Linked DNA regions of Mus musculus: all the other regions are linked to region 1. The links are chromatin loops, found by intact Hi-C in ENCODE. Cell type or tissue: left cerebral cortex. All regions are shown on one strand. Links, peaks and the distances in the headings refer to the core of each region. The heading gives the core; the rest is flanking DNA.

What was found. A loop is a pair of places that touch in the nucleus more often than their neighbours do. Peaks named below come from ENCODE experiments on the same cell type or tissue, not always from the same donor. Only the 100,000 strongest peaks of a DNase experiment are listed, where the experiment ranks them.
Region 2: it touches region 1 in a loop (9-fold over the local background); 3 of 42 quality-filtered maps call a loop at or near these places.
Region 3: it touches region 1 in a loop (4-fold over the local background); 3 of 42 quality-filtered maps call a loop at or near these places.

What each region holds. Positions count from the first base shown.
Region 1 is chr17:4,902,330-4,912,817 of GRCm38, forward strand. It overlaps Gm34507 (predicted gene, 34507), which reads left to right and starts at 5,993. Exons shown (of 3, transcript NR_166049.1): 1 at 5,993-6,342; 2 at 9,318-9,543. In left cerebral cortex, for the core only: a CTCF peak has its summit at 5,198; DNase peaks (open chromatin) are centred at 3,038, 4,374, 4,933, 5,179 and 2 more places; H3K4me3 peaks cover 1,882 bases; H3K27ac peaks cover 2,730 bases.
Region 2 is chr17:4,719,941-4,730,428 of GRCm38, forward strand. No RefSeq gene overlaps it. Among named protein-coding and RNA genes, the nearest start is that of Gm23186, 47 kb to the left of the region's middle. In left cerebral cortex, for the core only: no CTCF peak of the experiment used is centred there; DNase peaks (open chromatin) are centred at 5,361, 6,595 and 7,171; H3K27ac peaks cover 1,023 bases.
Region 3 is chr17:5,197,337-5,207,824 of GRCm38, forward strand. The region is part of intron 4 of Arid1b (AT rich interactive domain 1B (SWI-like)); the gene reads left to right. Gm34854 (a long non-coding RNA gene) reads right to left here. Exons shown (of 3, transcript XR_876354.3): 3 at 2,403-2,799. Among named protein-coding and RNA genes, the nearest start is that of Gm34854, 22 kb to the right of the region's middle. In left cerebral cortex, for the core only: a CTCF peak has its summit at 4,720 (motif pointing right); DNase peaks (open chromatin) are centred at 4,712, 5,212 and 5,469; H3K27ac peaks cover 819 bases.

The DNA of each region.
Region 1 (10,488 bases), core at 2,124-7,123:
CTGTGTAAGCTGCCAAAGGACAGAAGCAATCAATAGTCCTATCTATCGTAAAATCCGTGAATCCCAACAATCCAGCTGGCAAGCCAGCCCCATGAATAGTGGCATCTTTATCTTGTGGGTAGGTGAGAGAGAACCGAGTGGACACGGAGGACACACAATGGTAATTAAAGAATGGATCATGGATTTAAGAGGGAGCTGGGGGAGATGGGAATATAACACTCAGGTATGAATTTCACAACAGAAAAAAAAAACTTCCCTTTCTACTAAATAAATAAATTTTCCCCAATTTAGGCTCCAAACTCCTGAGAAAAGAGCATGAGAGATTCTTTGTAGCCTGTATTTGGCTTAAGCAACCTCGGGGATCAATGCTATCAGGCTTTCTGTAGGTGAAGAGTAGCAGGGACAGGAAGAATGAGCTCAAGAAAAACCTACCAAGCAGCTAGGTTATTCCATCTATATTTATTAAACAAATGGGTTTAGTACTTACCATAAAATTTAAAAATGTCATAAAAACCAGTTGTCTCTGTCATTTTCTATTGCTACGACTAAACACCTAAGACCAAGAAATTTATAAAGATGAGAAATCTCTTTAGCTGCCAGTTCTGGAGGCCAGAAATCCAAGACTAGCAGCCACATCTGCTCAGTTTCGGATGTAGGCTCTCTTGCTAGATCGTAATGTGGCAGAGAGCATCCCACAATAGCACAGAGCAAGTGTGTTTTACAACACAGCCACTCCCTCAGCAACTTATGAAGCTGCAAAAGCTCCACCCCTTCAAGAGCCGTTAGCACAAGATTTTGGTTATTAAGTTTCCAACACACAAAATTTGGAGTGCACATTTGGTGCACAGCCTATCTTACACATTTATTATTTATTGACTCTTCACAGCGCTGTGGGCGAGCTCAACTGGGTAGTTCTGATTTGGGATTAGACAGCAGCTGGCATTAAACAGGAGGGAAAAACCAGATGGGCAACTGTCAAGGCTGAAGGTCGATGCTATCTGCTGGCTGCTGGAACACTGCTGGAAGCAGATTGCATGATATCAACCAGCCCACCTACAAATGATCTCACCTAGACCCAGTTCCTCAGTCTTGAAGATTACAGTCATGTCCTGAGAGGAAATGTCTCAAGAGCCAGGATTCCAAGAAATTCAGGAGGAGGCAACAAGATGCTTGCTGCATATTCAAAGAAAGACATCATAAAGATGTGCGTAAAGCACATGCGGTCGGGGGAGGGGGAGGCTGAAGCAATGACCTCATGGTCAAGTGTACTTGTTCTTGCAGAGAACCAGAGCTCAATTCCCAGCACCCACATGGCAGCTCACAAACATCTGTAACTCTAGACTAGGCCATATGTTAACCTCTGTAACCACCATGGCTACCAGACACATATGTGTATAAATATGGATTCAGGAAAAACACCCATACACATAAAATAAATAAATAGACACATACTGATTGATAGATAGATAGATAGATAGATAGATTAGATAGATAATAGATTTTTTTAGGAGTGTGGTTAAGGGAGGCATGGCTCCAGGGATGGAGAAATCTCTGTAATAAAAACAAAACAGATAGATGATAGATGCATGCATATTATTTATCATATGTAACACAACTATATTATTTCTACGTTACATATGAACATTAGATGAAGCACTTCACATACATTGTTTCATCGTATAAATGAATCTAGCAGGTAAGTATACTTTTTCCATTTTACCAAAGAAGCTTCTGGACTTTAAAGAACTTAAGTTGGCAACCTGAGATTACCAAGCCATACTTTCCATCTCTGGAATCCAAGCACTGCACCGTCTGCCCTTATTAACTCAAAGATGTCCACTAGCTAGCTTTACTTTCAACATGCAAAACTGTTCTAGGCAGCACCCGTGGAATTAGGGATGAGAACAGCGATATGGCCTCTGCCTCCGAAGCTCTCAGTATTGTTTTAAGCAGGTACAAAGCAGTCTTTGTGCAAGTAGAATGACCTGAGTTCCCAGTTCAGATCCCCGGAATGTAAAAGCCAGACACTTTACCGCAAGACTGTAATCCCAGCAGTCTCACACGGAGATGGGAAACAGAAGAATCTCCCAGAAATCTTGTGAGCCATTTAGCCTGGAGTTGGCAGCATGGAGCCAAAGAGAGATGCCATAACAAGACGGAAGGCAAGAACTGATGCCCTCTGGCCTCTACTCAGATGCCCGCCGTGGTACGTAAACATTATCACACACAAACACATAAATACAACCATCGTGCATGTACACACACATAGTACAAAGACACACAAACAAAAAGAAATGCTAAAAGAGTTGCTAAGAAATTTTTTTAGCCGGGCGTGGTGGCACACGCCTTTAATCCCAGCACTCGAGAGGCAGAGGCAGGTGGATTTCTGAGTTCGAGGCCAGCCTGGTCTACAAAGTGAATTCCAGGACAGCCAGGACTATACAGAGAAACCCTGTCTCAAAAAAAAAAAAAAAAAAAAAAAACCAAAAAAAAAACAAAAAGGATTTTTTTAAAGCATCTTATTATATAACTCTGTGGTATGAGCCTGAAATCAATCCTAGTGCTTGAAAGCTAGAAATAGGAGATTGCCGATATCAACCAGCCTTGGCTACATAGTGAGGTCAGGATCAGCCTGAGCTACACAAGACCCTGTTTTGAAAGACAACAAAAAGATCTTAAGGTATGAAGTATGGCTGAAGAGGAAATTTTAAGGGTTGTTGGAAAGTCAGTTAGATGATGTTTTGCTGGGGCAAACACATGAAGGAACATGGACATGGGTGTGAGAGACTAAGGCAGACTCATGAAGGAACATTTCACTGAAGCAGACACTGGAGAGAGGATGTTCTGCTAAAACAAGCATATAAAAGGACACGTGATGAAGGTTTCTTTACTAACAACATACATGTATTGGTTCTGGTGGTGTACTGCAGTTTCTTGCTGCTTCCATGGACTCAGACTGATTGGATGCACGTGCTGAAGCAAGACGTTCTGAGGCAAGGCACATGGAGGACACGTGATGTTTGGAGGGTATAAATAGGACTCCACAGAGTAACAGAGGCAGAGCGTGGCTTGCTGGTACAGCTAGCTGTGCAACACTTATGGGTCCCAAGTCTTTGCTGATCTTTGCTTCTCTGAGAAAGCAGAGCAACCAGAGCTTCTCCTGGTGTTCCTGTCGGTCCCTCCTACTGACTCTTGTTGAGGCTGAGGCCTAACTCTGTTTGCTAGGTCCTGCCACCGCTGCTGATTCCTGTTTGCTATCCTGACTCTACTAAACTGGACTCCTGGAGTATCTGTGAGGTGTTTGTGAGTGGATCAAGCTGCTGTTGCTGCTAACCTGTGACTTCCAGAAAACACAAACAGGAGTTGCTCCAAAGAACCTTTCTTAACAGGACCACTTACCCCAAATCCTTTCTTTTCTACTACCTCTGGTGGGTGGTGGGCTAAAGGGGGGAGGGGGGGGAGTAAAGCATTTAAGAACCATCACTAAAAATAAGGTTTTAAAAAATTAAAGTTGTGTGTGGTAAACAACAATTTTTAATTTTGATGGGCCCTCCATCCATCAAATTAAATTAAAGGCAGTCAACACTTTGGTTCCTATATCTATAGCTTCTATGATGGAGTCAATCCATCCATAAACAATCTTTTTTTTTCTTCTGTTTTTTTTCTCTTTTCTTTTCCTCTTCCATTTTTTTCTTTCCTTTTCTTTCCCTTTTAGATGTGACCTTGCTATATAACTCAAGCTCACCTCAGATTTGCAAGCCCTTCCTTAACCTCACCTCACTGTATGCCAACACACCCTGCTATACAGACTAAACAGTACAGCATAGTATGACATTTAGGATGTGTTAGGTATATAAACTGGAGATGATTTAAAGCAGAGTATCCAACCTTTTGACATTGTCACATGACATTGTCATCTACAAATGTGTTGTGCTACATTCTCAGTTATCATGGGCCACACATCAAACAGTTATGAAAAGCACGGTCACATTCAAAGACTATATGAAAATATTAACCATGCTGCATAAGAGACTGGGACATAAGGATTTTAGTATGGGGAGATGCTGAATAAACAATTTTATTGGGAATATCCAAGGGAAATTACACTGAAAATGCTTCTTGATCCCTTTGTATATTCTTTATAGAGATAGAAAAAAATAAAATAAAAAGCCCTCAGCATAAGAAAGCTGTGGGTGAAGAGTGAGGCCTGGCCCCCAGGAGCCCAGTAAGGAGCGGCTGAAACTCTTCTGAAGGAAAAGCCCCAGCACACGTTCCTGGGCTGCTCTCTCCATGAGGAAGGGATTGTCTTTGTTGAACATGTAAAAATTTAAATACTATTGATTCTCTTCCAACAGACCAGGCAGGCAGGAGTGAGAGAGTCTATGTGTGGGTGGGTGTGAGCGTGGCTTTAGAAAGCTGTTTTTCCTTTTTCTCTGTAGTAGGTGGAGCCATAAACCCTTCAACTGTTGTATACATACATTGCTGACCACTTGCCCTACCTACAGGGCAATAATTTTCCACTCTGTAAGGCAATCAATATGCTATCTACTACCATTCCCTTCTCCTTACCCTCACAGTTTTAAGATATTTTTAAAATTACAACTTCTTCAAAGTTTCCATTTTAAGCCTTTGGTTTTGTTCAAAGCTGTTAGTTTTCGACTTAAGGGAAAATTTTTGTTTGTTTATTTCTGCTCTCAACTGTTATAAGCCCCATAGTTTAGTTTTAAGGACTCGAGTCACAGTATACCTTATTCGTCCCCTTGTGACTGCTACTGCAGCCCTGGGTGTTTTGTATAATGCATGAGTGAGCCCCGCTTAGAAATAGAAATGCATTTTCAATAAGTATTTATTATGTTGTTCTGAGCATACAGCTTTAAATTTGCCCGCTGTAGCTTGAAGCATTACACAAACTGTTGGTCTGCCGACTGCCTCTCTGGCAGCAGCACACACAGAAAATAGATTGCTAAGGGTCTCCCCCACCCCCCTCCTCTCCCTGTCCTCTCTTCCCTCTCTCCCTCCCTTGCTTTTCCTTTTTCTCGTTTTCTCTAAACGGGTCTTGAACATTTTTTTTTAAATCTTGTGGCATTTTTAATCAACACGTATTTCCTTCCAAGACCTATGCTCCTCTATTGATTCCCATTAAAATGCTTTTCTTTTCTTTGACCCTCTCTGCTGATCGAATTTCAGATCAGCCACAGGATATGCAACTAACCTTCCGGCACTACTGAACCCAGCCGAGCGAGGGTGATCAAAAGACTTGATGCATTCATTAAACATTCCCCTCGCCCGGGCAGAAGCTCTAATGGAAGCTATCTTTTTGCACGGCATTCCCCCCCCCCCCCCGCCGCTTTTTTTTTTTTTTTTTTTTTTTTTTTGGTCTTTCCCTCCACCCTCCAAAAAGAAAAAAATTTTTTATTTTTAATTTTTATTTTATTTTTATTTATTTATTTATTTTATTTTTTTGCCTTTGATGGCAAGGGAGGGGAGGGGGGAGAACATGAGAACAAAAGAGACTTATCTTCCCCCCCCCCCGCCCCCGGCTGACGTCAGTTTGATTTTACTGACAACTATTCGAGCGTGCGGAGCAGTTGGAAGCGGCCCCAGCCACCCCCGCCCCCCCACACCTTCCACTTTGGGGAGAAAACAAGACTTTTAGCGGCTCCGGAGACGCGCCCTGAAAATGGCCCGCTCGGCAAAGGGCATCCGAGGCTTATTTGTGTGGCACGATCTTTACTGGGGCGGAAAACACGCGGCGGGGGAGGAGCGGGAACGGGCGCAGCGGGGCGGGGAGAGCCAGGAATGTTCCTTCCCGGCTGCGAGCCCGAGGACATGGGGCCGAGGAAACAGGCCCCGCCCGGCCGTCGCGAGTCCGGGCGCGGGCGGCTCCGGGCGGCTCCGGGCGGGGCGGCCGCGCGAGGGTTCCGGCCTGACCGAGCCGGGGGAGCAAGGAGCCCGCGACCCCTCCGGCGCGCGTGCGCGGTGCGGCCCTCACGCACACCACCGCCGCCACCCCTGGCCGCCGAGGCCTCCGCGACGCCTGTCTCGGCTCCGGGAACGCGGCGGGCGGGCGGCAAAACCCGGTCTGGAAGGGGGTGGGGATCACACGGCGTGGCTTAAAGGCCCCGCTCCGGCGTCCTCCACCAGGCTGGAGAAGCTGCCGAGTTCCCAGGCGGGGCCCCGGAGGCAAAGGCTCGGCCGAGGGCAAAGCCATGTCTGCGGTTGCCAGGACCTGAAGATGTATGAGCGACCTGAACCGTCTCTGGAAAAGTCATATTTTCCAGGCTTTCGTGAAGTAGTCATCGCTCCTGTTCTAAATCTGGAGGCGGCTGCGTATCTATTTCAGTGAGAGAGGAAGATGTAAAAACTAGACCGGACTCGGGGAAACGTGGGCAGCGAGTGGGGTTGGATCGCGCCTGAGGTCCACTCAGTCCCCGTGACTCCTCAGACCTGGGTGTCTTCATCAGCTTAGGGTGTGTTAGGGGGACTCAGCCGGGCGGTCATCAGCATGGCCCAGAGGCTGGGGGCGTGGCTCGGGGTAGAAGTTTGGGGTTCACCCCAGCAGCTGGGCAGAATCCCACTCACCTTTCTTTCAGAAAAAGTACTGACTTTCCCAAGTGAAAACATGTATAAAATAAGACGTCAGGTTTTCATTTGACACCTTGTATGTGCTGCTGTCTTTTTTGGTTTGTTTTGTTATTTTTGAGATGGTGGGACTGGAACCCAGAGCCCCCTGCGTGCTAAGCAACTGCAACTCTCCGCCAACTGAACTATATCCCCGATCACTGCTCTGAAATAATTTAAGTATGTGCTTGTGTTTCTAACCATCTCCAAAATGGCTGCGGAGGATCCCAGAGTATGAGTACCAAGGTTTATTATTTTGGTATCTGCCCTAGGCCCTTCGGTGTTCACCATTAAGCACGGAGTACTTTTTTCTGGATGAGTGTATGGTAGCAAGAATGAAGTCCTGAGAAGCTAGCAGAAAGATCTGTTCACTTGAACTGAGTAAGGGAGATAGGCTGGGCTTTGTGAAAGGTTGGTCTGTTGAGCAGCACGGTGGAGACCAGCCACAGATGACAGGAAAAGCCATTCCACGTTGAGTTTCCTATCAATGTGTGATAGGAACGGAATAGGGCTAAGTAATATTGTATTACACATTTACATCTCTGTATGTAATACAATAGAGAATATGGACTAACAGAAACCATGGGAAAAAAAGAAAGCAAGCAAAGAAGGCTGTAGGCAGTTTATGGGAATTTCAGAAAATTTACACGAAATGAAAAATGCCAAGAAAATTCTGGGTTGGGAGTTGGGGAGACACTAAATAGCACAATGAGGTTCTCCCTGGAAAAGGAGGAGAGAGACAAGTGTGGAACCGATGTTTTCATTAAATATCTTTGACCATTAGGATCTTTCTCACTGGTGAAGACATGAGTGGATTTAGAAACAGGGAAAGGTATTAGTCATCTCTGTTAAGAGATGAAACTCACTGGAGACAAGATAAATGCCTACCTTCAGGAATTTTAAATAAATGGTGGCAGGGTCACAAAATGGAAAGCAAGGGAATATGTAGTCAGTCATTAAAATTATAGTTCAGGGCTGGAGGGATGGCTCAGCATTTAAGAGCACCCGTTGCTTTTGTAGAGGGCTTAGCTTGGTTCCCAGCACCCGCAAGTCACCTCACAATTGTCTGTAACTCCAGCTTCAGGGACTCAGCACCAGGCACACACATGCTGCACCTACATATATGAAGGCAAAATACTCATATACATAAAATATAAATAAATAATCTTAAGCTGCACTGCAGAGCCTGAGAAGTGGCTATTAGCAAAATTCTTATTCTGCAAATACAAGCAACTGAGTTCAATTCCCAGAACCCAGATAAAAATATCGGGTGTGGTAGTGTTTGCTTCTAATTCCATCACGGAGGAGATGGAGACGAGGATCCCTGAGGCACCCTGGCCAGCTAACCTAGCCTACTTGGCAAGCTCCAGGTAGTGAGAAGCCTTGCTTCAAAACCCAAAGAGGATGCCTCCTGAGGAGTAAGACCTGCCAGGACCTGAACAGCTTTGGACTTAACCTTACTAGATCAAAGGGGAATGAGGAAACCACAGACACACACATACCTATACAAAAAAGCAGGCAAGGTTAGGAGGCAACTTGAATGGACACACACCAGCAGCCCTGGGTTCTGATTAGCGAATTTCAGGTGGGGGCTCTGTAGGGGAGCAGTCCCAGGCCGAAGTCATCTTAGAAGAGACAGCCTCACACTGTCAACATCCTTATTCAGACCAGGAAAAGTTCTTGCGATTCCCATGGAGCTAAGACAGCGGTTCTCAGCCTGTGGGTCTCAACCCCTCTAGGGGTCGAATATCAGATATCCTGTATATCAGATATTTACATTATGATTCTTAACAGTAGCAAAATCACAGTTATAAAGTAGTAACGATAATTCTATGGTTGGGGTTCACCATAACATGAAGAACTGTACTAAATGGTCACAGTGAGAGGAAGGTTAAAAACCACCGGTCTAAGGCACCATGGTCCTTGACATGGCTGTGCTCAGATCAACAATACACATTCACTGAGATGTAGAGAGAATCTCTTATAAGCATCACCTGTCTATAAAAAAGCCAATGGCCAATGAGCTGAGGCAGGAATTAACAGGTAGAACACTGGCAAGAAGAGAGGGGATTCTGGGAAATAGTATAGAAGAGAGAGATTCAAGAGAGCAGTAAGGAACTCAACTAGCAAGTAGCTGAACTCAGGGTAGAATAAAGAGAGATCCGAGAGAGATTCAATTGAGTAGCTCGGGGGAGACGCTGGGGAGATGCGAAGGAAGAAGCGAGCAGAGACTGAAGAGAGGTAACTAACTAAGTAGTAGACATAGAATAGTTTGAATGGTTAAATATGTTACAAGCTAGTTGGGGAATGAGACAAAACTTATGGGCTAGTCATTCAATGATAACTAATTAGTCTCAGTGTCATTATTGATGAGAATTAAGGGGCCAGAAGGAAAAATTAATTATTATTTTTTACACTGAGGACTTAATCTCCTTCCCACAAACACTCAAGGTTGACCTCTGGCCCCCATACACAGGCACTTGGATATGACCTGCAAGTATACAGCATATGTGCCCACATGAACACATACATTAAAAACCACAGCTCTTTACTGGAAAAGAGCACAGGATACATTGTTATTTGAAGAAGCAGGTAACAAGTTAGCAGGTATGCAAAGGGCATGCCTAAAATATTAGGGGTGCTCTCTAGTTGGTGCCATTCTAAGTAAATTTCCCCCTTCTCTTTCTTCCCTATAGAATTGGCTGAAGCAAGTCTCCATATTTTGAAGCTCAGGCCCCTTGTGTTGCAACAGGAGTGTCGTTGGTCATATCGGGCATCCTCCTCCAGAGAACTGAAGAACACCCCTCCGGAGTCAGGATGACCTGAGGGCTACACAAGGCTCATTTTTCATTCCCTGTGCCATCTGGCTCCGGCAGCCACAAGACCTTTCTGGGCCTGAATAACTTCATCTGTGCAATGAAGGTAAAAACAGTGTCTACCTAAGAGGACATTGTGAGAATCAGCAATAATATCCATGAAATGCTCAGCACCTGCCACCCACAAGGTGCTCAGCCTGCGAGAGGGAAGCTTCCACGGGAGGCAAAGGGCAGAGGCCTCACGAAACACTTTTTCCTAGCACATTCTTTCTCTGTGATTTTGGTGGTCCTTTGTGCCTTCAAACAATGTTCAGTCCTCTCAGACAGAAGACTCTGTGTTCTTCATTCACTCTGTGTAAGTCATGGGTGGCCATTTAATACATCTTGGTCATCAGCATGGACAAAGATAACGATGACCAATGCACTGCTGGTCAGGTTCTGTTGTGTCTTCCAGAACCTGATATTAGGGAACCTGCCTAGCCTGTGGTAACCCTTGAGAGGGGTGTAGTATAAGGGATGAGCTAGTCTGCTTTTTAGGCCACAAAAATATTTGGTTGAAACAAGGCTGCTGACACTTTAACCAGTCCCGGGAGGACACGAAGCCACTTCATAGTACTGAAATCTTGGGAAAGGCATTTACCTGTTCAGTCAGCCATCCCTTCCCCTATAGAATGCAGGTGTAATCGTCTCAACCCATGGGATTGGAAAAGGAAGTGGCTGCGTGTTTGTAGTGTCTCGTGTTGTGCCTGATAACTGGTAGGGACATGCAAAGTGACAGAATCTTCTCATTACGCCATTTCAGCTTCTTTCCTCATAGCTGAATGAAACCAGCTACCAGTGCTGAGGGTATCTGCTGGTGCCAGCCCCTTGCCTTTGTGCACCTGCATATTTGTGTGCATATGTATAGATGTACCTGCAGGTGGGTGGGTCAGAGGACCAACCTGGGGCAACATTCCTCAGGTAACTTCGGCCTTTTTTTCTTTTGTGTCTTTTCTGTTTTCTTGGGTCTCTGGCTGGCCTGGAACTTAACAAGTTAGAGTTAAGCTGTGCC
Region 2 (10,488 bases), core at 2,779-7,778, 180 kb before region 1:
TCTTTAAGGGATTTTTGTGTTTCCTCTTTAAGGACTTCTACCTGTTTAGCAGTGTTCTCCTGTAATTCTTTAAGGCTTTCTACCTGTTTAGCAGTGTTCTCCTGTATTTCTTTAAGTGAGTTATTAATGCCCTTCTTAAAACCTTCTACCACCATCATGAGATATGATTTTAAATCTGAATCTTGCTTTTCTGGTGTGTTGGGGTATCCAGGACTCACTGCGGTGGGCGTACTATGCTCTGATGATGCCCAGTGTTCTTGGTTTCTCTTAGTAAGATTCTTACATTTCCCTTTCGCCATCTGGTAATCTCTGGTGTCAATATTCTAGCTGTCTCTGGCTGGAGCTTGTTCCTCCTGTGATTCTGTTCGCCTCTGTCAGCACTCCTGGGAATCCAACTCTCACCTGAGTCCAGTGGTCAGAGCACTCTCTGCAGGCAAGCTCTCCTCTTGTAGGGCAGTTGTCCAGAAGTCTGGAACTCTAATCCACCTCCTGAGTCCTGGGGTCAGAGCCCTCCCTTTAGGTGACTCTCCTCTGGTAAGGAAGGTGCCCAGGGGTCTGGGTCTCAGCTCTGCCTCCTGGCTGAGGATGAAGGTCCTATGGGACCCTGTCCAAGAAGCTCTGTTGCTTCTGTCACCCACATGCTCTCCAGTGATCACAAGGTCCTGTGTATGCTAGGGGTCCTGCGGAGTGGATAGTCCTTTGGGGCCCTTGGTGGCCTCTGCCGGGTTCAGGCAGAAGATGGTGGAGCTGGCCTTGAGACAGATTCTTTCCCAGAACCCAAAGCTTACCAATTCTGCGAGATAAATGGCCAGAAAGCCCTAGGGACCTTCTACCCTCACTGCCTGCATCAAGGCCTTCCTCATTACCACCAGCTTTTTATGTGAGTGTTAGAGATAAGGAACTCCAGTTTTATCTTCACATGGTAGGCATTATCCTGACCAAGCCATCTCTCCAGACCCTCCAGTGAAGGTCTCAATGATGAACACAACCACAATCATTGGCTCTATTGAGCAGTGGTCCTACACTAGGCACAGTGATGTAGCATCTGGGAAGCCTTGTGGCTTTCATTTCTATATCCCAGGGGATATCCCAACTCCTGGGCAGTTTCCTCTACTTGTTTAAGACATTTAGAAACTAGATTTGAGATGCAATGAAGAAGAAACTAGCAGGCTTTACCAGCAGAAATATCACTCACATTAGGAATACCAGGGAAGACATCCAAAGTCTCTGGGCCTGCAGAGCATAGAGAACATGCAGATAATGAGTGCACAGCCAGGCAATGCTACTAGCCTGAGCTTCCCTATCGCAATACCCAAATTTTGATTTATGGGTCCCGACATTGAACCCCAAGGACGCATCAGGACACAGGATGCAGACTCTGGCGACAGGCTAATGCAGACATTTTCAACATCACTACAAAGCCAAATATCTTTGAAAGTTTAACCTCTGATCTACTATGGCCTGGTGTAAATGGATAATCAGACCTGCAGGTATTAATTAAACTCATGGTTCTATTTATTTAGGACTCTGGGGATTGAGCAGACAGCAAGTAGCAATAAGTACTTCTGAATGTTCTCTTTGGCTTAATTACTGTTCCATAGTTAGTCCATCAAATTGATATACAATCAACAAGGCTGTACTTACTCCATGGCACTGGTTTAGAGGGAGAATGCTTCAGGTCTGCCAACAGCTCTCTCTTATATTAGCAGAGCCTACTGGAGATGCAGGACAGGATAGACCTGTGGAGGTCTTTCATCCAGCCTACACATAGCCATTTGTCAGAAGTGCCTCTCCCCACAGATCTATTTAGACACAACCTTGATTGGCAGTAGATGGTTCTTCTCACTAACCATGCCATCAGACTCGGCCTCTGTAGACAGGACCAAAAGAAGAGCAGAATTGTCAAGTGTGTCTGGCTTATAGGGCTTCATAGATGACCACCACTGATAATTAAAAGTGCAGATTCCTGAAATCTAAAGGGACTCAGGAGGTTAATGGACTCATTTTACACAAGATGAAACTGAGTCCAGAGAAGCATGGTGGTTGGACTAGGGTCACACAATGTCTGAGTAAGACTGTTTGGTAGACTCAAGAGCTTTTCAAGTGAGCTTAATTAAAGTGTGATTTATTAGGAGAGAGGACTCTCTAGGGATCTAGCCAGAGTATTTCATGAAGTTGAAAGTTATGAGGATTCCCATCTCTGCTGATCCTCCTATGGATCTGTTTCCTCCTTATATCTGGAAATGACTTAAATGTTGTGCCTTGTGGCTGCAGCTGTCATGTGGCTCTCTAGTTACCATTGTACCAAAAGCTGGTCACAGCTTCAATGCCCAACAGCTTCCATGTGTCTTCCAATTCTATAAATTATGGGCTTCAATGGCTCATCTCAAAACCAGAGTTCAGACAGGAGAATATAAACAGCTAGGAGCATGGGCTACCTATTCCCACCTTCTGCATGCCCTGGGGTGGGAGAGGCCCAGCAAAGCTTTGTGAAAGAGAGACACCTAGTATGGTGGGATTACAACAATGATGTCGAGATTTCCCCTTCCCACCTGCTATCTTCTACCATCTTTCAGTGTTAGTTCAAGGCTCACTATTCAGTTGACAGGGACCAGAATTCAGAGCTGGAATTACTTAAGTGGTGGAATATATAATGTGGCCTTAGGACAAGCACAAAAAAAAAAAATTTAAAAAAACATAGTAATAAGCTCCTTGATGTTTTGTCCACATTCATAAATATTAAGAGGAAAGGAGGGAGAGAGAAAAGAGGGGAAAAAGAGAGGGGGGCGGGAGGAAGAGGGAGAGAGGGAAGAAAGGAGGGAGAGAAGAAGGGAGGAAAACAGGGAGGGAGAAGGGAGGGCATGGGTCAAAGGGGGTAGGGAAGGAGGGAGGGAAGGAGGAACCGAGGAAGGGGAGAGAAAGAGGGAGGAAAGGAAGGAGGGGGAAGGGACAAAGGGAGGGATGAAAACGAGGGGAGAAGGGAGAAAGGGGGAAGGGAGGAGGAAAGGAAGGAGGGAGGAAAAGAGAGAAAATCAAAGATAAACAAAAGTAAGTGGCGCTCAGACAGCACACTTCCTTCTGCGCATGTTCATGGAAGCTTCTGCTGAATAGAGGTCCCTCCGAGGGGGGCCATCCAAGTCATGAGCAGAATGTCACAAAATCGCCTGCTACCACATGATCCAGTAATGATATGCACACTTCACCCCTAGTAACTGAATTGCATCGGCCAGAGATGAATGCTGAGGAAAGAACTGACCACACCCACCCTCTGAAAGACAGAGGGCAGGCATCCCCCTGCCTCATCTCCCATGCCCTTATACTTAGTGACTGAGGCACAAGTTTATTCACATTGCTCTCTCCTCGCTCCCTCTTTTCATTCTCCCTACCTGAGCTTAAACAAACCCAAGCAGATAGTAATGAGAAAATACATATCATAAATATCAAAATTCAAAATCTTAAATTTGCACTCATTACATCTGTGGGAAATGTGCTCAGCTGGTGGTTAGGGGAAGCAATCTCTAGTCCTCTGCAGGGGACAACAACCCACCTGTGGGACAAAATGAAGTGTCATTTTGGTCCCAAGTGTATAGGTTCCAATAGGTGCTGTCTTGATCTCTTTTCATGGATACCCAGTCATGCTTTCAGGAAACTAAGTCATTCTAGAAGTTTCCATTTATCTCCAGAGCCAGGCCACAGGGGATAACTGCTGGGTGAGTAAATGGGCCTGTGCCAGCAAGCTTATTCTGGGCTCTTCCCTCTGGGATCAGTTGGCTTGTGTGGGCCATTCATTTTCTACCACTGGATTCTCAGTAGAATACAGGAAATTGAGACCAGAGAGGTGGACCTTGACTTTCTCCAGCATTAGCATTCCTTTGAAGAGGCCATTGTACTCTAGGGGGACTTTCCCAAGAGAAGTCACTATCAAGTTAACTTTTTGTGAGAGGACATGAGAGTCAATGTTGACTATGTCTATTCACCCCAGACAAGGTGCCGAGGACACACCAAAGTCCAACGAAGTCCAATCAGTCGGTTTGCATGGCTTCATCACAGAAGCAAGATGGGAGGTCACGTACCTGAATACAGATGACATCACAGGCAGCAGAATTTCGTAAAAGTCTCAGGCTAGTATGGGTGACCATGTCCCAAAGCTTCATAAACGCCTCTGCCTGTCAGTTAATCTCCTATCCTCTCTACACTCTAGTCATCACAGCCACCACCACCCAGGACTAGGGCAGAAGCAAGGCAGCAGGGGGCCTAACAGAGAGAAGACATGTAACCCCAGGTCAGGGTGTAACGGCTTCCTCCACCCTTTTTTCTATGACAGAGTGCAGATAGGCCTGATCAGATGAGCCAAGTCATGTGTGGGTCAAGCCAAGTCACTGCTGCCCTTGTAAAGATAACAGTGGCCATGCTATGCTCAGAAGACAGCAGTCCACAAGTACAAAAGTTAGGTACATAGTTAAGAGTCTTAGTTTATCACTTAAAGCCTACCCTTGAACCTGGTCCTGGTTTGTAAGCCTCAAATGATTCTGGAACTAAAATAACTAAGGCATTTCAAGTGTGGGATATAAGGCAGGGGGGATAGAAGTACCAATTATCTCCAAATCCACCTACCAACTCCATCTTTATAAAATATAGGTAAAGAAATGGATGGACCAAAGAGATTGAAGCCGCTGTCCATGGCCAGAGAGGCTATGGCTGGGATTATAGCCTATGTCCTCTGGCTCTAAGCAGGAGTCAGTTGTGCCTGAACTGAGCCTCACACAATCGTGCTAACTCCTTCTTCAGGAGCCTTCTCCTCCCCAGGATCTCACAACTGAGATCCCTGGACTTAGTGCTGGGGAGCCCTGCAATGCTATAAGAGAGAGTAGATGCCTCGTCGTGATACACTGAATGCTGTACCAGCAAGTACCAGTAGTCAGTAAGCAATGGCTGAAGTTAGCATGCAGTAGAAGAGAAACACACTTCAGGACCGAGCATGGTTTCATCGCAATAGTCACACCGCTCTTTCTTAGGGGTCCTAATGGTACCACCAGAACACCAGCAATGGCAGCCAATGCAAGCACAGGAAAATGCACAGCCTCTCATTCGGGAGCTCTCTAGCGTTCTACAATAACAGCACTCATTGATGACCCGCCTCACCTGAAGCCTGAGGCTTTTTGATGAGAATACTACAGAGTTATGTGACATTCCATAAATCACACCATAGAAAAAAGCTTGGAGCATTTTCTCAAATCTGTATAGAATCCAGATCTTTTTTTTTAATCTCTTTTCACCAGGCTGGTTGAGTGGTGGGTGTCTGGGTGGGTGGGGTGAAGTGAATGACAAGCTGGTGAGAAACTTCCCTCCCTCAAAAAAAAAAAAAAAAAAAAGGAGTCAGAGAGACATCATTTGGGGAAGTAACAGGTAGATCACACATTAGAACTGTTGATGAGAAAGGTTTAAATCTGCCAGAATCCTGAATTCAGAACAGCCCTGGCAAGAGTGGGAGGAAGGAGAACTCAGCTAACCTCTATCTGTGCAGGACTTTCATCCGAGGCAGAGCCCAGAGGGGCTTCTCTGTAGTTCTCCTCTTTTAACTTCCTGTAGCCAAAAGGCAGACCTAGATGGTGCTGTGGGCCTGGGAGCCTCCTGAGCTCCCCATCTGTCCTCTACAATGTCCTTGTCCTTTCTCAGCCTCCCTACACTGTGACTACCTCTCAGTTATCTCTTCTCCCTGCCACATTAGGAGACGGACAGATAGATGGACAGAAATTCAGAGCCTGAAAACATGAAAACACGGGAACCATGAGTGTGATGGAAAACTTCCTAAGAACAAAACACAAGCATACACACACATGGAAACATACATGTACATATATGCACATATGCACATATGGACGAACAGACACAAATACATACAGACACACATGCATTCATTCATACACATGGGTACATAGATACATATATACATATATATATATATATATAGAGAGAGAGAGAGAGAGAGAAACAAATAGACACACACACACATGCACACACAAATGCATACACACAAACACCTAGACAAAAACAAAAAACATACACACAGAGACAGACACATAGACACAACACACATACATACACAAAACACCCATATATACACAGACACACACAGAGACACATACAAACACACAGACATACAGACATTCAAACAGACACACACACAAAAGCACACAGACATACACATACACACACAAACACACACAAAGTCATGCACACAGACATACATACAAACACATACACACATAAACACACAGAGACATGCACATATACACACACAGCCATACAAACACAGACTTATGAACTCATACACACACAAGCATACAGACATAACAAACACACACACTGAATCTGGGCTTTGAAGGAGATATTTCATGATGTAGCTCTCAAGCCATCGGAAAAGTCCAGGCTCAGCCTGACCTACTTAGGCAGCGTTCTTACCCGCGTCTCTGGCAGAGGAGATGTATATTTAGCACAAGGGAATGACGCACCCTCAGACCCACTCTCTGTTTAGAGAGCACAGCAATTTTTGCCTTTTTACATCCACCCTCCCCAACTGTCTCCATGAGCGTGGATATGTAAGTTAAACGCCTCTAAAAACCCGTGAGTTCCAGGAATTCTGCAGAAATGCATCCCCGCACTCACTGAGTGCGTGGGCTAAAATGGCTTAAAAGGAAAAGACCAGACACAGCTGATCCATGTTTGCTCTCTCCTCTCAGTTGGCAAACCAGCTGCCTGGCTCGGCTGTTGTTAATGCACAGCGGAGATTTACTGAGGCTCCAACATGCAAACGACATAAATTTAAGCCAGGGAAGGCTGGGTGTGCAAAGGGAAGGGCAGAGTCGACGCTATTATCTTGCTGACTCAAGCCAAAATAGACATTAGTTACAATTACCTGGGTTTTCAGGAGGAAGCCTTTTTAACCTTCATTATTGGGATAATTACTTCAACTCTCACCTTTTGTCCACGTAGTCAAAACCTGAAAAGTTTTACTCCTTTGTAACAGTCACCTCAAACTTTTTCAGACATGGTGGCCATGGAGATAAGACAGACCACATGCAGGTAAAGAGCATGCTGCACAAACAACATGTGGCTTGCTTCAAAGGCATCCTCGAGAGAAAATTGTGCAAAGTGTCTAAGATTCAAATCCTTGTGCTGAAAACAGGAAAGGCAAAGTTCAGGGCCCCAGGGCCACTGCTTCCATGAGCTGTGCATGCTTTACCCAAGGTGCACTGTGTCTGTCTCCCCAGCAGATGTTTGCTTGGTGAGTTTTCTAACCCTAACTGTGCTGACTAGAGAGAACTGTTAAAGGATGGGATGATATGAAAATGACAACACTAGCTCTGCAGTGTTGGAAATGGATCCTGTGTGTGTCAGACATTGGGTTCGTGTGTGTTAGACGTGGGGTCTGCATGTGTTAGTCATGAGATCTGGGTGTGTTAGGTAATAGTGTCAGACAAGATCTGTATATATTACATGTGGGGTCTGAATGTGTTGGTCGTGTGGTCTGCATATGTTAGATACGGGGTCTGCATGTCTTAAATATGGGGTTTCCATGTATTAGTCATAGGGTCTGTGAGTATTAGATGTGGGTCTGCATGTGGGGTCTGCGTGTGTTGGTCATGTTGTCTGCATGTGTTAGTCATGTAGTCTTCCATGTGTTAGCCATGGGGTCTGCATGTGTTAGTCACAGGGTATGTATGTGTTAGACACACACTAAACCCCATATCTGAGCTAACTTCCTTCCTGAAGTCTTCAGACTGGCAGTGACAAAGCAGGAAGCTAATATGTGCTTGCTGTGTAGAGCCGATTCTTGTTAAGACCCAGCGCCCTACAGTTAAACAACCACTGTGGGCAGCTTTGCAGGTGCCTGGAGTCCTCCTGCTAATGGGATGGCACTGGGGTTGGAGGGCGAAGTAAATGAAATACAACTATGTCAGCTTCTGCTCCATTAAGAAAGGGGAAGAAAAAAATCAATGTTTGTCAAATATAGAAGGATAAAATCAATAATGAAAGAAATTTTATTTTCAACCTTCTGAGGGAGTATTACAAAGAAGAAAGAGTGAAAATTATTATTATTTATTGATGTATATAACACCTTTTGAAAGCCTCAAAGTGTTTTATAGGATTACAAACTGCCTTCATCCTTTCCTGCGTACAGAAGGCGTGGTCCTGCTCTTACAGCCCTTGCTGGAAGTGGCAAATGCACGAACTTCCAGGGCAACATGATGTGGCCTCTGCAGGATGGATATTTAACGCCAGAGTTTGCTTGCTTGTTTGTCTGTTTGTTTGTAACAGAAAGGAGTCCCTGGTGCTGTACAAGGTCAGCCGCCCTCATCTTATGGAAAGTTCCCAGGGAGGGAGCGTCATAACCCACGTTTTGTTGGCTAAATGAGAAGCACAGGCTATCTCTCCACCCCTCCCCAGTGTTCCTGTCGGTTGGAACAGGGGAGTTGGGGAGAAGCAGCCACCTGCTGCCAACATCTTAATGCAGTTCCTGGCAGAGAGTTTTGATAGATGGCTTCAAAGCCAAGGGTATGAGAGGCTGAACAAAACTTTCCAGGGGACGAATCATCAGAGGTGTGAGGCAGGAGCAGGCGGAGCCGCGGAGGGCTGCAGCTGTCTGGGAAATCAACGTTGGAAATTGTCAAAATGAAATCCTGTGAGACAAACCTTTCTGCTTCCACGCATCTGTTTCCTTCTCATTTGAACTTTATAATAATTCTTTAAGAAAAGAGAATGAGAAGTGCTTGCCCAATGTACACAGGTTGGCTACATGCACGTGGGCAGCCCAAAAGCACCTGGCTTTGTTTTTCCAAGAAGGGCTAAGGACGAATCCTAGCCTCTTAGAGTCAGAAAAAAAGAAAAAATAAGTTAGGTAGTTTTTGTCCCAAATTTTAAAAAGAAGCCTTTCCACAGAGGGAGGTGGAGTCATTACTTTAACATTGTGATATTGCTGGAATGAAACTTGACAAACAACACAGCTTTATTTTGGCTCCTGGTTTCAGGGAGTTTCAACTCATCATGGAGGAAAAGGAAAAGGTATGGCGATCCTCTCACCCACGAGGACAGCAGAATGTGGCAGAGGCTGCTCACACCATGGCAGATCAACTAGCAGAGACTACAGCGGGAACCAGAGAGGGGAAAAACCTTTCAAACCTCCCCAAGTGAACTGCCTCCGCCTCCGCCTCCGCCTCCGCCTCCGCCCCCGCCCCCGCCCCCGCCCCCGCCCCCGCCCCCGCCCCCGCCCCCGCCTAATAGGCTCACCCACCTCCCACAGGTTCCACAGCCTCCTAAAACTGCCTCACAAGAGCAGAAGGATTATTCAAACATGAGCCTGTAAGGGACATTTGGGAGTCCAACCATAGCAAAGGATAAATCTAGAGATGAATTTATTGCTTTGTAGAAATTGTATCTACTCATTCAATTACTATTCCATCTCTTAATTGTTAAAATACGAAAATCTACCTCCATATTGACATCGACCACCTTCTCCTTCTTGTCATCAAGAACCTCGATCTGCCTCACCTACATGTGAGAAGGTAGGATGGGAAGTCCACCCTTGTCTGCTCTTCAAACAGCCATCTCCTATTTTCTCAAGAACTGGCTCTTTATCATGGTCTAGTGAGATGCATCAATCGATAAAGTGTTTTCCCTATGTTGCAAAGACACGAGTTCTATCCCATGAACTTATGAATAAAATAAATAAATAAAACCTGATCATAGTAGTACTCACACAAAATGACAGCACTCAGGGGGTGGGGCCACAGTTCACTGGCCATCCAGTCTAGCCTACTTAGCAAACATGAGGTCAATAAGAGACCCTGTCTGATAAACACAAGGTAGATGACGCTTGAAAAACATCAACTTTGTCCCCTGGCTTCTACATGTATACACACACACACACACACACATGCACACAGACACAGGGGGAGAGAGAGACAGAGAGAGAGAGAGAGAGAGAGAGAGAGAGAGAGAGAGAGAGAGAGAGAGAATGAGTCTTGTATTATGGTTTCCAGATATTAAATAGTTCCAATTTGTCTCTATTTCATATTAAAATATCATGCTACTGACTCATTAAATATTTCAAATATCACCTGGCATCATGGTAATAAGACTATTTCTTCCCTCCAGCTTTCCAGACATCTCTAGACTTGCTAGTCACACATGAGGTCTTTTCCCACCACCAATCCCCTCTCTGTACCCTGCTGTCAGCTATAAACACCAGAGCCAAGATTGAAATCCTCTCTTCTTATTCACAACCTACTTTGCTTGAGATTTTGTGAGTCCTGATCCTGTCTCTTGGTGTCATCTACACATCTCTGTTTTAATCCTGCATCAGATTTGTGGGCTACACCTTCTACATCTTTATTTAATCCACAAATGAACCAATTCAGTCAGAGCCTGGAGCAGAGCCCACACCAGGTACCGATGGCTCCCTGGGGCGGCAGGGGGCGGGGGAAGTAG
Region 3 (10,488 bases), core at 1,927-6,926, 290 kb after region 1:
AGATTGTGGTCTCTATGTAGCCTTAATAAAATATCAACTCTAATCTGACTTCGAGTCATTCAAATCTAGACGCACACCTCCATCATGGGGAATAGACATTATCTTCTGTTTCTGAGCAGTGTGGTTCATTGCCATCATTTTTCAAGACTTAACTCTCTTAAAGAAATTTAAAAGCTACTCTCAACTAGAGAGACAAATGCATTAGATATGTACATGATATCAGTAAATGCAGCCAGACTGGGGTGTGCCTTAGTTTATGCTAGTGTGTAAACTAGGAGTATTTATCACCAGCCAAATCTACATGACTTTAACCTACATACTTATATTGGATACATTTTCAACCTTGTTGCATATGTGCCTGTATTGTAAGGAGCCACACCAAACTTATGTTCACACACACGTGTCTGTATTATAGTCAGTGCATTCATTCACACGCATATATTTGCTTGCCACTCCTTCTAGTAACAGTGAGCAAGGTAGGCAAGGCCCTGGTTCTTGTAGAAAGAGATATTTACACAAGTAAATGGAAGGTTTCAGGTAGTAAAAAGAGGAGAGAGTTTGCTAAGAAGTAAGTGACTCATGGGGCAGGCAAGCATTAGGTGTTCTTTCAGCAGTGTGGAAGAGGCTCTCGTGTGAGGAGCACAGTCTCGGGGGACTGGAAGGAAGCCAAGGCACTAAGCACTGAGATGAAGTCCCACACTCCAGTTTATCCAGGTTCAGCTAGGGGCTTCCTGTTCCTGCTGGGGTTTGTCTTCCTTCTTTAACCTGCTAACAGTGAGCAAGACAGGAGCCTTGCTTCTCAGGGCTGGCAGGCTGTTAGCTCTGTGTGGCAACAGGACTCACACTCTCCCTTAAGTCTGTCCAGACTCACCCACAAGGTGTCACTTGAGTTTCAGGAGAATGATACAGGTCTGCATGGCCTCCTGGTTCTCCACCGTACACACAGCTCACTGTCACTGCTCCTGCTCTGGCTTGTTGACCCAGGAACATCCCAAGCCTGGGCAGATGGGAAAGGTTGAGAAACCGACTCTGTTTGGTGGAGAAGCCATCATATCACCTTTGTGCAGTACACACTCAGCATGCTGGGTCTGGCTCGACTTTCCTCTTCCTGCTTTAGGGATCAGAGGGAAAGTATGTTTACTCATGTAGAGAACTAATTGCACAGGAGTATGAGTGCAGTGCTGACTGCCTCCTTCGATGTCACAGCCAGAAGAGACGGCCGGCATCCTAGGGCTCACTGGCACAAGCATGTTACTTGTGAATAGGGAAATTCTCACTTTGCCAGTTTGTGGAACATGATATTCAGTGTCAGCTATAGCCAGTGTTTTTTGGCAGCATATAAATATTTATTGTTATCATTATTTGTCTTTTTCCCATTTAAACATATTCAGGGCATAGTAGTTCTGTGTAGCAGCACACAGCATGTGGGCAATTGTGTTTTTCTGTTGCCAGATAACGGAGCCACTAAGCAGTTGTTCTAGAATCATCCTTGAACTGCATGTGAGCTGCACATGTACGTGGAGAGAGAAGAGATTAATAAGTGAAAGAGGAATGCTAGCAAAGATTCCTGTTTCTAATGTGCTTATAAAATAAAAGCTAGAAAAGCTCCGACGCTGATGCAGTAAGAACCAGTTCCATTACTTTTAGCAATGGCTGCAAGGAAAACATGGCAGGCGGCCCACTCTGAGCTGCTGGTGTTTATTTGGGGGAGGGGTAAAAAGGGGTGGGAGAGAGACTGAATTGGCCTGCACTGTCTAAAATCCTAAGATGCAGTTGAGAGAGCAGGTTATTGGTTGGTATTTGCTTTGCCTTAATGTAGATAAAAGTGCAGTCACTGGAGTAAGATTTTACTTCTGGGCCCAGCCAAGTAAGAACATAGCAAATACTGTAAGTAGAATTATATTTTTGTTCCTTGGACATGGGTATACGTCAAATTTGTCTTTTTATAAAAGTACCAAAATTCCTTGTGAGAATACTATCGTGTCTAAGATCCCCCCCCCCCCCCGGCCTGTTTCCTTTGAGCTGCACAGCAGCTCATTTGGGTAACTTCGTTTCTCCCATCACATCCTAGAATTGGAGATAAAAATTATATCACTTTAATATTTAATTATGCTAAAGATACAGTGTCTCTAATCCTTGGAGAAAATAATGGATTATTCTTTATTATGGTTATTCAAATGGAAAACTAGGCCTGGCTTACTCCTTACCCTGTTATTCTGAAATAAATGCAGGTACATCAAATATTTAAATATACAACAGTAAGCATGAACCTATTAAGAGAAACCAGATGAAAAATTCTAATCCTGGAGGAGGAAAGATTTCTTTTTCTAGTTGTAGCTCTAGGCGATGTAGAGGAGACCTACGATGTCAGGCCTCGGACTTTCGGCTTCTGACTTAGCCCTGCTTCTGAAATGGACTGCAGCGCCTGCACTTCTCCGTGTCAGAGCTCTTGAAAACTGAGTTCTTCAGTACTGCCTAGTGTAAACGTTCTTTGTATATCTACATCCAACTTAATATACTCTTCTAATTTGACATGATGTTAACTAATGATACAGTTTGCAATCAGTATCTAAGGGCTGTGTCACAGATTACTTCCTTAAAACAGATTTCTCTTAGATAGACTCGCGGTGGGCACGGACGTGCCTGAGAGTACTCACACCACAGGGGCAGCTTCTGGGTGTCTCTGTTCTGTTGTCATTAGGTGGTGCTTGTTCTTTACTTACTGAAAGTGTCCAGGCGTCTGCTCTGCCCATGAGTGCTGGCTGCTGCACTCTGCATCATGACCAACATCAAAGATACCTGCATACAATCATCACATTATTAATGATAGTCAGTGCTATTTGTGTTACTGTTCTATGTTAACCAATTACTTTTAATTAACCAGGATCCTCTGTAGTAAATAAGTAAACCTACATTGTAAGGCAATGAACAACAGTAAGTTGCTCTGCCTGCAGGCAAGCAATTATTGATGCCTTTCCCCATTTCTTGGGCGTGTTCGTAATGCACAAGATGAACCACCCCTGTTTGTATGTATATGCTACTTTTGTTCTTGATTTTTTTTTTATTGAATAGCGTATTTACACAAATAGGTTTTCTTGATCTGTTTTTAGTATTGATCTTTTTTTTTTTTTTAACAATTTATTAATGTGTGAGTGGCGAGAGCACCTGTACCAGGGCTTACATTTGCAGGAGGCCACCCACAGGAATAGTTCTGTCCTTCTACCATGGGTCGGTTCTGGGGATCAAGTGCGGGTCCTGGAGCATGGCTGCCAATTAGTATTCTGTGTTCTCTGGGTGCTTTATGTGGGAACTGGGAAGGAGTTTAAAGTGAGGAAGGGACTCCTGCTCAATTCTGCCTCTCAGCTCCTGTGTCACAGCCTTTCCGGGCGGACAATCCTGGAGTTGTGGGATTTGATGGTTTAGGACAGCTCAGAGGGTCAAGGGTTTGGCTCCTGCTATCACTGACCTTGGTGCTGTGTGTGCTCTGAAGTCCTCTACAGATGGGATCTTTGTAGGCACACATGCCAGCCAGCATTTTCCATCAACTCCTTAGACATCAGTGTGGCCGGGCCTCAGCCTCGGCTTTGGTATTTATTCATTTGCTCAGTCATTCAGTCTTTTAGTTGTCCGTCTGTTTAAATGTGCATGCAGTTTTGCCTACATTTATGTCTGTGTATAATGTACATGCCTAGTGGCTTCCGAGGGTGTCAGATTCTCCTGAAGCCAGACTTGCAGAGAGTTGTGAGCCTTTAGTTGTATGCTGGGACGTGAACCCCGATCCTGTGGAAGAACAGCTTGGGCTAACCTCCAGCCTGTTTTGTTCTCTTAAGCTTCTGTCCTCACACTTGTGTCCTGGAGGAGCCCTTGAGAGTTTTCTGCCTTCTGCAGGTCAGCTGCACTACACCCTAACTGCACTTTGTGTACGCCTGCAGCTGTTTTTTGGGTTCTTGTTTCTGTTTTGTTTGTTGTTTGTTTGTTTTTCGAGACAGGGTTTCTCTGTATATCCCTGGCTGTCCTGGAACTCACTTTGTAGATCAGGCTGGCCTCGAACTCAGAAATCCGCCTGCCTCTGCCTCCCGAGTGCTGGGATTAAAGGCGTGCGCCGCCATGCCCTGCACCTGCAGCGTTCTTTTGGTGATTACGTTCACGAGTCTTAACTCTCCACAGAAGAAATGGGAACAAATGCGTAAGGATGCTTACGTACATTCACTTGGGTGTTTACGGGGAAACTCCCCTCCATGTTTGGAGACCTTAAGCATGAGCCTTGTATGGATCAAATGTGCAGAATGTCTTTCTTGATGAATGTTGGAAGGTGTTTCTTTTGAGGAGTTTGTAATGCAGATTACAGCAGACATGAAGAGTCAACACTTTAATACCAGTGCACACCTTCCGGTTCCAGCAAGTCTTTCTACTGAAAACATACTGTATTGTTTTCCAGTCACACGTTTTTTTCCCCTTTAACTTAAAGTTAGTGTCGCTTCATAGCCAAATTAAATACATTGGCAAATAGCTAAAAATTAATCATGTATCAGATCAATACAAGCATACTTCAGTTTTATATAGATAGTTTCTGGCTGATGAGACACAAAGTGGTTATCAACCTTTCTCTGAACATTTACTTTAGAGTGTATGACAGGAGTAACACAGGACATGGGTTCCCAGTAAGTCTACTGGTCTGAAGGGCTCCTTGAGACTTGGCATACTCCACTGCTCCCACTAGAGGGCTTCCTTCCAGCAGAGACACATGCTCTGAGAGCAGCAGGAAATCCTGCCTAGGACATTGCTATTCCCTTGAGAGGAAATTGAGACTAACCTCCTGGATTTTAGGTAGTATTTTTTTCATCTATAGGTGCTAACATTAAAGCCTCATAGAACAGAGAATGTTAGACAGTAAACGAGGGTGTGTATGTTTTAAACCCATAGTATTTGAAGGAAACAGGTTTGTGAAGTTGCTTAGGTGAAATGAGTTTTTTAAAAGCCTGGTAAGGGGTTTTGAAATACCCTTTAGCCTGGCTAGAGAGAGAAGCAGGACTGGAGGCTGAAGCGGCCTTGCGAACAGTCACATGGGGCTCTAAATTCCACAGAAAGCGCTGCTCTCACCTCCCGTTGTCAAATATAGTAAAGCCTTATCTTTAAATAGATATTCTATTTGCTACTGATTTTTTTTTTCTACTTGACTTTTAAAATCTGTTAAAATATGCAGAACTCACTCTGTAGATACCAGTCTCGGCTTTACTGTGCTCAGCAGTAATTGTATGTATGTGAAAATACCCACATCAGGGTTTAGTGTCCTTGAGGGACAGAGGCTGGCAAGATAGGATCTATGAGTGCAGCTCACAAGCAGACGTCCTAGAATGCCCACAGTAGTTACCTCGGCAGGGCTTTCCCCAAAGGCTTTTAGCTGAAGTCTTCGGTGTTCATTTGGAATTGCAATCTTAAAAATATTTGCGGTCAGCAGCTTGGTGTTGTACAAGGCAGGGCTCAGGAAATCAAAGATGAAGCTCTTGTGCGTGTGTGGGAGGGGGAACCTAAGCTAAAATCTATGCTATGGCTTGTTTCTAAATCTAACAGTTAGCGTTGGAAATTGGAGTGTAAACAGAAATGGTGTTAGTGGATCTTCCCATGATTTTCCACTCTAGTTGAGCCAACATCTCAGTCTTTAGCCCAAAATCATATTTGATATCAGCAACATATGGTTTCCATCACAAAGTAGCTGCTCATCTTGTCAGCCCAGCACCCAGTCTACCATCTTTCTGGTGGGGCGGGGCGGGGTGGGGTGGGGTTGGCCAGGCTCTGACCTTCCTAGGTGGCTCCTCTTTAACCCTTTCATTTTCATGCTGCAGTCAGTCTTCCTTGGTACTGTTGTCATTGGCAGCACTGTTGTCATTGGCATGGCCTATGTACACTTGTGTTCCAGGCCAGTCACAGGCTCATCCTGATTTCAGCCCCACGGCCCCACCTCCCAGATGCTGAGCACCCAGACTTTCTCTTCCTTTCCTTGTTCTTTTCCTTCATATTGGCTCTTTTTAGTAGCCAAACTTAAGAGCTTTATACACCAGACTGAATAATTACGTTTTTTAAAAAAACAGTAATTATCAATACACATCTCATTCCATGCAGCTTTTAAATTCATGTTAATGAGCTCTGTCGTCTCTTGCACAAGACTGACAGCCAGTTTTGAAGTTCTGCCATCTTTTTACAACTTGCTGCCTAGACTCTGCCTGCCTCTCCCAGAGCACTGTTCTCAAGACCTCTTGCTCTGTAGCATTCCAGAGCCTGGCTCTGCCCACTCTGCTGTGAGCAAGGACAAGAAGCTACTAGCATCAGCAGGGTGGCCAGCATGATGGTTGGTTTTCTGAGTACAACTTTCCCCCTTGCTATCCTGTCTCTCAGTAACAAGTTAAAGAGCCTGTGCAGCATCGTGGCATGTGAGCAGGATGGCCCTGCTGAGGATTGGCACCCACACACATTGAGGCGGGTGGGTCCTCTCAGTGCAGAGCACTAGCCCCGAGAGAACTCACCGAGCCCCTCTTGACCTCCTCCCAGGGGCTGGCTCACCTGGCTCAGGGCTGTCCTCAGAGGGGGTCTTGATCGTACCTAAATCATTTCTTTCACTACCACTGCGGGTTGACGTCTGGGCCTCAGAGGATGAATCGGCCTTTGGACTCAAGGTGTGTGGCCTGGTGTGGTTTATCATGCAGGACTTTGCTGCTCTAACCAGACACCAGTGGTTAGCAAAAACACCTGTTTAAGTTTAATCATTTAGGCTGTGATTAAGATTAAACTTTGGGTATAAGAAGCTACAGAACTCAGAGTTTTGTGTAGTGGTGATTGGCTTCAACCTTTGCCCTGGTGCAGGGTTTTCTGACATCCTGCCTCATTGCCAACACCCATTTTGGGAACTGACTAGATGTAACCGCTGACTGCTAGCTGCCCTGCTACACGGCTGATGGCTCTGCTTTGCAGACTTATTGATCCCTCGTTCCTACTTGGTGTCTTCACTACTGAACTAAAACCCAGCTTCTTCCCGGGAGCCCACGCCTGGCAAAGGCCTGTGAACAGACGCGTTGTCCTGGAGTGGGCTGCAGTCCATGCTAGATGCCTGCTGTTAGAGATGCATGGGGAGGGCAGAGTGCACAGGCGCAGAGCAAAGGGAAGTCTTTCTAGATGGCTGGACCCTGGGCTGGGTTCTGAAGGCCTGGATTATACAGAGACCTCGCAGGAGCAAGGAAGGAAGGAGTGCTACTTTGGGTCAGGATAGCTGTGGAAAGCCTTTTCATCTCATATATGTACATGAGGAGCCACACTGGAGCAGCCTGAGTTCATTGTCAGGGGTCTGAGGTGTAGAGTAGGTGCCATTGAGGTGGGTGGGGACCTGCAAGCATGTGCCGGGCTACGCTCACCTGACTCTTTCCTGCTCTGCACCTTCACAATCACATTCAAAGCTGGTGTATTTGTGTGACCTGCCAGTCAGTGTACTTACGGGCTATGGTTACGCTAATAAGGTGAGGTGACTACCCCATCAACTCTATTCAGGGCGGTAAACGCACTAAGATTGTGCATCACAATGAAAAAGAAAATATAAATTTATACCTAATACATATATGCTATAAGTTTATATGTTAAAAGCTTAATGTGTTTTTATATTTCATGTTAGAAATTACTAAGTATTATAATTCTGAGCACAATTAATTCAGTATTTATAATATTTAACACAAGACCGTCGTCTTCTGAATCTTTGGTTTTGTATTTAATTCCCAGCATGCATGCAGAATATTCACTGCATAGTTAATAAACTTGTGATCTTATCTCTAGGACCCACTGTATTTATAACTGCAGTAAAAGGAGGGAGGATTAGTGAGCCAGCATCTCTGGTGCACCACCCACTGGCCGGTCGCTTGCCTTCTGCAATGTGTGGAACCAGTCCAGCCACATTACGTTTATAGCCCTAAATTTCATTTATAAGAACCTTTTCCTAATAAACTGTCCAGATCTGCAGAGTGTTTTAGATGCTTTTTATTTTTGCAGATCTATAGGACTTGTAAAAGTTTTTGAAGACTTGTGTCTTTAAAAACAAATGTCTTCTGGAGCTTAGCCAATGTGCCTCGGCTTGAAACTGTGCCTCACTATTTAGGAAATGTCAGTGTTCAGCGCCAGTCACAATCAGCAGCCTTCCTGTTAGAATTGCTGAAAAGAGTGAAGACGGCTGCCTCACTTGTAGACTTGTAGGTAGCTCGTTTGTACTGTCTCTGCGAGGACATAGCCCCCTCCGGGTCCACAGCAGTGGCTGACCCACATACATCTGGTTTTTCTTTTCTTTTTCTTTCTTTGTTACTTTATTTCATTTTTTTGTTTTCAAGTATTCACTTATTGTATTATTCCCTTAGTGTAGGCCAAACTAAAACCTGTAAGCTTCATATTAGTTCAGATGACATTCAGTGTCACTGGCCAAGGTCTCAACTGTGTGGACACCCAGAGATAAGAAATTTTTGCGTCTGAATATGATGACTAGTACCTGGGAAAATCATATAAAACGAACCCGATTGTTAGGAATGACTGGAAAGTAATATTCTTCAGGTCTTCTCGTGGCGCACAGCTTCCTTGTGCTTACGTGTTACCATCACATGAGTGCTGCTATATTGCTTACCAAGGCTCATCTCAAAAAGAACTCAAAGGCTTGCGGCACTTTGAGGGATGGGGGAAGTGTCACAGAGTTCCAAACTTTTAAGTAATTTCAGATTTCTTAAGGTTTTCATTTTTATTTGTATAATTAAGATGGTTGATTAATTTTTAATTGTGGGTATTTTTACAAACAAGCTTCACAGTGAATAGAAATGCCTTACTAATAAGCCATGGGCCACACCTGTCTTCACTAGTGGAGGGAAACTGCGACCTAGGGACAGTTTTGATCAAACTGGTTCTCGGTTCTCTATTGTTCCTAGTACTTGATGTGTGCGTGCACACACAAACACTGTTCCTCCTTACCACTTCGCTTTTTATATTATTTTGGCAATAATTTTTAGTACTTGTTTGGGGCACCTAAAATTGATTGCTATGAAATACAAAAGGCCAAGTAAGTTAAAGTAACCATGAATAGGGGTTTCGAGTAAATCCTGAGTGTGATTAGCTCCATGTGTGGCTCTTTATGCACATCTGGTTGAATAGACGTTAAAGAAGAAGATGGCCTCTAAGGTCAAAGTGGCTATCCACTTAAGAGACCCAAAGTACGCCATCCCCTCTGTCTCCTTCTGAGCCCACACCTTCCTAAATTCTTCTAGACTCTGTGTTCCTTACCCCCTGCACCTCAGTCACGTCTGAGGCCTAGCCGCTCCTCCTGTCCTCTCTTCCATGTGCTTCTGTGGGGTTTGCTTCCTGTGGGTCTGCACCGTTACCGCCTTCATCACTCATTTGGAATTTCTCCTGAGCCACCTTCCTTTTGCACTGTCGTTTGTGCAGGAGAGCCGGCATGATGAGGGAGGCCTGGCCCAGTTATGTCGTGTGGCCTTTTGTTCCCAGCAAGAGTGTTCACTTAGAGACTTCATTTTGTCTGTTCATTGGCTCGCATGGGTAACAGTAAATGTGTGTTAATGATTGCTCAAGAGGTCCGATTGTGTAATGGTTGTGATTTTCAGTCTCGGGACTGAAAGCCTTGTCAGGGCCTATCGCTGATTCATTCCTGTCTCACTGCCTGCCCGTTATGTGGGTCAGTATAGAGTGTGGTGGTTTTTTTCACTTGCGCCTCAGAGCCACTAAAAGGAAGACTACCCACTGGGTGTTTGCTGAGTGAGGAGAGTTGACCTGGCTGCTTGTGGTCTGTCTTCATTTAGATAAATACATGTGTTAGTCAAGTTCTACACTACTATTCATTGACCTCGCCGGGCTTCGTTCTACTGCGCTCCATTCACAGAACTATCTGTGTCTCTGCATCTTTTGTGTTTTTGTGGGAATGCAAGGAACAACCTCAATGGAATCTGCTCCCCGAATTCTGCAAAAGAGAATGGGGTTCCACCTTCATCTAAAAGTTACAAATAACAAAGAGGTTAATCTGTAAAATGTCACCAAACAGAAGTAAACTTTAGATTGTTTTTCAAAATAAGGTATGTTTAATTGTGAAAATCTGTGTAGGCTAGCGATTATATTTGCCCACAATTTAAGTCATATTTGGGTTTATCTCAGCCTGGTCATTATAAACTATTCTGAAATAATCTATATTTCACATCCTTCATATACAAGCAGATGTTATGACAGAATACATGAATGTCACAGGTGAGGATAAAACAGCAATGACACCAGCAACCAGTGAGAATAGGGTGAAGTTATTGTGCCAATTCACATAAAAGGCATCTGGCTAGAACTCACGAGACGCCCTTTGCTCCCAGTCTTTCTGGGTTTTAAGCATCTTAGGACTTGTCTGCACTCAGTGTACAAGTTGGACATTAGATCTATGAATTAATCACATATGTAGCCATGCAAGTTCAAATTAATACA